2 separate regions of the Homo sapiens genome follow, and region 2 is linked to region 1. A link is a contact called in ENCODE Hi-C data. All regions are on one chromosome and are shown on one strand. The core of a region is the stretch at or near the end of the contact, and the rest is flanking DNA. Distances in the headings are between cores, read along the strand shown.

The links. A loop is a pair of places that touch in the nucleus more often than their neighbours do. Pooled maps may share reads with other maps.
Region 2: a pooled map shows a loop between it and region 1 (24-fold over the local background). The contact joins the promoter of ZW10 here to the promoter of PPP2R1B in region 1. A Hi-C loop is called at or near these places in 5 of 50 pooled maps.

The regions. Positions count from the first base shown.
Region 1 is chr11:111,764,833-111,768,364 of GRCh38, reverse strand. PPP2R1B (protein phosphatase 2 scaffold subunit Abeta) reads left to right here and starts at 1,976. Exons shown (of 15, transcript NM_002716.5): 1 at 1,976-2,117; 2 at 2,981-3,071; 3 at 3,460-3,532. The coding sequence starts at 2,004. It also overlaps a transcript of ALG9 not described here. RefSeq lists enhancers at 1,911-1,960, 1,981-2,160, 2,047-2,950.
Region 2 is chr11:113,771,802-113,775,333 of GRCh38, reverse strand. It overlaps ZW10 (zw10 kinetochore protein), which reads left to right and starts at 1,642. Exons shown (of 16, transcript NM_004724.4): 1 at 1,642-1,772. The coding sequence starts at 1,668. RefSeq lists enhancers at 1,452-1,511, 1,642-1,911.

The DNA.
Region 1 (3,532 bases), core at 727-3,226:
TTAAATACAAATGAAACCACAAAATGAATACTATTCAATTAAAAATATTATAGTAATTTAACGTGACAAATGATGTATTTTGCTAAAACTGTCATCCGTCGTATTGTTACTATGGTGTTGCCTGCTATAGCTCAGCTTCTTTTGTGTTCAACATGCCTATGCCACCAAGTGACTCCTGATATCTTAATTTTCTCACCATTTTTCTGTTACAACTACCAAATAGTGCAATCTCATGATGCATTTGGCTTTCATTTTGTGCATGAAAGTATCATTGTCATTTTAAAACCACCTCTGTTCTTTTCTCATTATCCCAGAACAATAAAAGCAGCACTAAAACACACATGTAAATGTGGGTGCTGAAATTGTGTGGCAATACTTGGTTGTAAGGTGGTCACCCAAATAATTCAGAATATGCTTATACAAATCTAAAAAATATGAAAATGAAAATAAAATTAAAACCCTAGAGAATACATTCGCAGACATAATTTGAGAAAAACTGTTCAGGTCTGCTGGTTCCCAAACTTTCATTACTATCAAAGGCTCTAGCTATTGTGCTTACTTCCAAGAACCCCATTTATTTATTTATTTATTTATTTATTTATTTATTTATTTATTCATTATTTCATTCATTCATTCAAAGGCTCTATTGTGCTTACTTCCAAGAACGCTATTTATTTATTTATTTATTTTAGAGACGGGGTCTCACTCTGCCGCCCAGATTGGAGTACAGTGGTGCGATCCTGGCTCACTGCAACCTCTGCCTCCCGGGCTCAAGCGATTCTCATGTCAGCCTCCCGAGTAGCTGGGACTACAGGCTCCCGTCACCAGCCCAGCTAATTTTTGTATTTTTTAGTGGAGACAGGGTTTCACCAAGTTGGCCAGGCTGGTCTCGAACTCCTGGCCTCAAGTGATCCGCCCGCCTCGGCCTCAGAATCCCATGTTTTAAAAAAGTTTGTCTCCTACACTGCATTTATAGTTTTATTAATCAGGCACATAGAATTACCATTTCGGAGCTTGTGATCACCATATGTAGTTATCACTCCAAGCTGCTTAAATTCCAGTCTAAAACAAACAAAACATTCTAATTATTCTGTGCTACCCTGACAGGGGTAAGTGAAAACTTTCCATTCAGGTTTGTAAGAACGAGCTCCCAGACCTCCACCTCTTCCCCTTGCTGCCTCTGAGGACTCTTGGAGGTCTAGGGAGGCCAGTTTGGGTTTTCTTGCTCAAGAAAGTAGCCACCCCACCCAATTTGGAAGGATTAAAGCTTGTCCTAGTTTTGCTTCATTGTTGTACTTCTAGCATGCTAAAGAGCTAAAAAATGGGAGGAAGAAAATACAACAGAAGGCACCATTCCAGTACCAAACTGAAAAGAAACACAAAAACAAGAGAGCAGCATGTTTTTAACAGCTTGCGTGGAAAAAATATTGACTGGGGAGTTTGGACAGCACTGTTCATTTTCTCTCACCGCCCGCGTTATTTGTCTTACGGAGCAGGAGCCAGATACCATTCTGGAGAAAGAGCCGCGGGAAGAGGTGGAGGGGTTCTGTGGAAGTTTGAGTCTGAGCGGAGAAATTAGGGCTGGAGATCCAGTGGCTCAGGGCCAGGAAGAAGTCAGGGGAGGTGCTAAAGCCTTTTTCCTCCTGGCCTCGGGCACTCTCTTTGGTCCGCCTGAGTCTTAAGAGGGCACAGCGCAGATCATTCAGGTAGGTTCCTGGCTCCTTCAGACTACAACGAGCTGGATGAATCCCTGTCCCTGTTTCTTTCGGCTGGGGAAAGGACGCAGGGGTTCCATTCGCTTTCTTAGCCCACCCGTCTTCTTGAGTTCAGACCTACAACTCCTGCAGTGGGGGTCAGAAGGGAGCCTTAATCATCGGGACAGAAACGCGGCTCCCCAACTTCGGCTAAACCAGCGTGGCGGCCTTCGTCCCTACTGCCTGGGCGCGGGGCGGGGCCTGGGCGCGGGGCGGGAGGCGGTGACCAGCAGCAGGAGGAGAAAGAACATGGCGGGCGCATCAGAGCTCGGGACCGGCCCAGGAGCAGCGGGTGGAGATGGAGATGATTCGCTATACCCGATCGCGGTTTTAATCGACGAGCTCCGCAATGAAGACGTGCAGGTACTGGACTGAGGCCGGGGACCCGAGGCGAGACCGGCTGGTCGCGTGGTAGAGAAGGGGGAAGGCCTGCGTCGCGGTGGGGGTGGCCGAGGTACTGAATGAGTCGGACTCGTAGCAGAAACTTGAAGGGGAGGCGGGGAATGCTCCGCGAGGGGCTGTGGTGACACGCCCCGACCCTCCCGGGTACCTCTCTAGTAACCTTGCTTCGGACCCCCTGAGGCGTCCGCCCGGAGCCTTGCCCTTCCCGGGCGGTTGTCGGGGAACCCGCTTCCCGCCTGGGCGCCCCATCCGGGCCGTGAGGTGGCCGCGTCTCTTGGGCGAGGGAGCAGGAGAAGCGCGGTGCCAGGCCGAGACGGGGCTGGAGCGGCTGAGGGGCGCAGGATGCCCAGAAGCCCTTTGAAGTGCCCCTGGATCCCTTCATCTCGGCTTGGAACTGGCTCGGCTTGTTGGGTAGAAAGCGGGGGTGGGATGGCCGATTAATCTGGACGAGTAGTGTATCCGCTCTGTGGGAACTTTTCTTTGAAACCACAGGTGTTGTATTCAACCGTTTCACCTGCTTCACCACTGCCAAAGTGCTCTCTTTTTAAAATTATCTTACTTCCTAGGTGTTGTATTGTCTTTCCTTCATTTCTCTTCCGGTCCCTTCTGAGTGTTTCTCCTGGGAAATCCTCCGCCGGCTAGTGAGGCCGAGTTACACTTCTTTTTGGAAGTCCTTATGAGCTTCCTTAACAGTAAAATCTAAATGAAAGGTTATCTTCATTCTTACCCCTGTGTCATAATTTCACCTGTTAGCACCTTTTGTCTTTTGATCTAAATTCAGCCGTTTCTTTACATTGTTCTTCTTTCTACTTTCTTTTCTGAAGCTCCGACTCAACAGTATTAAGAAGTTATCAACAATTGCCCTAGCACTTGGAGTAGAAAGGACCCGAAGTGAATTGTTGCCATTTCTTACAGGTATGTGAATCTTTGTTTAAAGAAAGGTAGGGACATTCCATTTTCCAGTAGCTTTCAACACTGACTTTTTTAGAGTTTATTACCCACATTAAAATGAGCCAGGTGTTTTTTGTGCAAAAGAAACAGAACAGAGTATATTGTTAGTTGTGGCTAGATATATTCAAACATCAACCATTTAGCTATTGAAAGTAATTGATACGGGAGTATGAATTTCTAATTCGTTGTGCAAAGCAGATACAGGAAGACGGTTGAGAAGAAAGAAAATGCTGTTAGGATTTTGACTGGGTCACCTTCCTGGTCGCATAGTGAATCTGTTCCTAGTTTTGTGTCAGTGTCCAGCTGTGGGAGAGCTATCCATGTTGATGAGTCCTGTTGTTGTCACTTCCAGATACAATTTATGATGAAGATGAGGTACTATTAGCTCTTGCTGAGCAGCTGGGAAATTTCACTGGCCTAGTGGG
Region 2 (3,532 bases), core at 393-2,892, 2.0 Mb before region 1:
CAAATTAGTAATTATCATATTTTTCTGTGATTATATATTCACATGTTGTGGGTCCCCAGACCTAGCACAATGTCTGCTATGTGATAATTGCTTAATAAATATGCAGTACAAAGTTTCAGAATTTTCATCTATCAGTCATTCTTTGTCATTGGGCATTTATTATTAGTTGCAGTTAGAATTCAAAGTTGACAGGTCTACCAAAAAGAAATTGATTTGGTTTTCCAAGGAAGGGAGTTTCTCAGGATGTTTTGGCTGTTTTCAGTGCTTCCTCTCTCAATCCCAGTTTTGTTTCCTTTGCTCATGGCATGTGAATTGGCCCTTGCTTCACTGGGATAAGCAGATTGTCTCAAAGACACTTAACAATTGTCAGGGATCTTAGAGTCAGTGCCTACTTGGGGTCAACCCTCACAATATATCTTTTTAAAAAACCAAAAACCTTTTAATCAAAACAGTACATCTGGCTCTTGGTATCCACGGATCCAACCAACCACAGATCAAAAATATTCTGGAAAAAACTAATAAAAAATAACAATACAACAACAAAAAATAATGCAAATCAAAATACAATATAACGACTCTATAGCATTTAGATTGATTTGTATTAGGTCTTATAAGTAATCAAGAGATGATTTAAAGTGTATGGGGAGGATGTGTGCTGGTTACTTGTAAACATTACATCATTTTATGTAAGAGACTTGAGCATCCACGGATTTTGCTACTGGGGCAGGGGAGGTTTCTGGAACCAATCCCCCCATACCAAGGGAGGACTGTGTATGTTTACTGCAGAAAAATAGAGAAAGCAAGGGCAGAGAAGAGAATAAATACCATAAATCCACCACCCATAGGATAATTTGATGTCTGTCCTTTACATACATACTTACATACTTTTTGTTTTCTGACCAATGGTTATACACTTAAGTTTTTAAAAAGGAATCATAGTATACATAGAATATTGTGAACATCTTTCTGTATGCAATGCATTAAAATAATGAAACCATTTTTAAAAGCTTTTGACACATTTATATATTTATAATATGACAGAAAGTACTAAGTATCTTGTTCACACAGGACTAATATTATGTATATCTAAGTAATATAAATATGTAATGTAGGTAATGTAAATGTGTAATGTATCACGTAGATGTAATATATGTACATAGATGCAATTATAAGCAACCTTTTATTTATAATGAGGTGACGCCACTTCTTTACACAACTCTAGAGGGCGCCATTCGTAGATTCTGGTGCCACAGCGGCCCAATAAAAGTTGAGGAAAAAAGATCGAGATGGGCTCGTTGGCTCTTTCAGTTAGATAATTTTACAAGTAAGCCTTTTGAAGTTTAGAAAGGTTCAGTTAGACCTGGTTATTAAAAACGTTTAATTTCCTCCAGTGAAAAACGGGCGGGAAGCAACGAACTTTGAAAACAACTAAGGAAGAAAACGCGTCTGCTTACAGTTTGCCAACTACGGGACACCGTGGAAATCCCATCTCGGGATTGGCGCGGTGCCTGCTGGGAGTTGTAGTGCGCCCCTCGCCTTCCGGGCGGCGGTCTGAGGCCCGCGAGACTCCGTTTCCCGGCAGGCCTCGCGTCAAGACGGCCGGCGGGACGGGAGCTGCGGCGCTGGCTACGAGAGTGACCCAGTCAGCGTTGGTTCCCGTCTTGGCCATGGCCTCGTTCGTGACAGAAGTTTTGGCACACTCCGGGAGGCTGGAAAAGGAGGATCTGGGGACCCGGATCAGCCGCCTGACCCGGCGGGTGGAGGAGATCAAGGTGAGAGCGGGGCAGCTGTCTGCTGACTGGAAGGGGACTCCGGGTCCTTGTGTGAAGGGACTGGAGAGAGGAGTCAGGGGCTAAGGGCAGACAGAGTGGGGACCAGCAGAGTGGGGCCTGTTGGGGAGATCTAGTTGTGGGGGCTGAATGAGGAGTGGAGGGGCCCAGAATGTGTGGATTGAGGAGGGATCTTGGAGGGGAGCCCACACAGGGGTTGGGAACTGAGGAGGCGAGGAGACCTGGGACTGTGGGGACGAACAGGCGGTGGCTGGAGAGCACTGGAGAGTGGAGTTATGTTGGGGAGGGGTGTGCCGCGGGAAGAGGGAGACTGAAGAGACCAGCAGAGCGGGAGGAGCAACTGGAAGCTCCGAGGAAGCTAGGGAGCGAGCGCAGGAGAGGAATAGAAAAGACAGGATCCCCCTTCCCCTTCTTCCATCGATGAGTGTTTATTTCCTCCACCCACTCCTTGATTTGTTGATGAATAAAATAGCCTGGAGGATTGCACCTTTCTCCTCCCCGACATTAAAAAAAAAACAAACCCAAACCCTCAGTATGTTTTTATTTTTATGTATCTATCTATCTTTTGAGATGGAGTCTTGCTCTGTCGCCCAGGCTGGAGTGATCTCGGCTCACCGCGACCTCTGCCTCCCGGGTTCAAGCGATTCTCCTGCCTCAGCCTCCCGAGTAGCTGAGATTACAGGCGCGTGCCACCACGCCTGGCTAATTTTTTTTTTTTTTTTTTTGTATTTTTAGTACAGACGGAGTTTCACCATGTTGGCCAGACTGGTCTCGAACTCTTGACCTCAGGTGATCCACCCGCCTCGGCCTCCCAAAGTGCTGGGATTACAGGTGTAAGCCACCGTCTCCGGCCTCTTAATGTGGTTTTAAAACTTCATCTACAAGCACATGAAGCTGTGCTGAGTGTCATTGGTACCTACGTAAACGTTGCTGCCTTGAGATTGATACAAAAACTGGAAGCACGTAGCCACACACAGTTTTGCTTTGTACTGATATTGTTACCTTGCCAGTATTTGTCCACATCTTCAGTTGCTTTCATTTAAAATTTTGTGTATCTGAGTCAAGTAGGGTTTCGAGGGAGCAAGTTTGCCACACACCATAAGGGCACAGGTATAACCCTTCCTAACAGCTCTTGATTTTACAAAAGTAGTTTCCTGAATTTTAAGTAGTCATATCCCTGACATCTCTTCTTTAATATGGCTTTCGGATTTTTCACCACTGTTTAATGTGATGGAAAGAGGACAGGTTTTTAAGTTACTCTAGCATGGCAAGCGACCCTAGCTCCTGCGTGTTCTGGACCCAACATGCCTTTCTTTGCTTTCACTAGTTTCCTTTACCAACTTGAATCTTCAGCCAATTGAGAATTACTTTCTCTGCTCTCCCTCCCTTTTTTAATCCCATATTTTGCTTATGTTGCCATTTTTCCATCTTTACCTGTAGTATTTTTCAAACCCATTTTTCAAGTTCCATTTCAAATGTCTCCTGCATAAAAAAAAATCTTTATCTTCCCTCAGGGAGAGGGGATCTCTTTCTCATTTGTGCTCCTGGAAGGCTTTGTAACTTTGTTGCTGTATTACATTTCAGTCCTGTATTCTTGTTGCTCAAGTATATAGTATCTTTACTACGTAGGAATTTGAGGGCAAGCATAATTTGTTCTTTTTTTTAATTCATGTATTTATTCCTCTGTCAAAATAATAATTTAACAAAATTAGCCAGGCGTGGTGGTGTGCGCCTGTAATCCC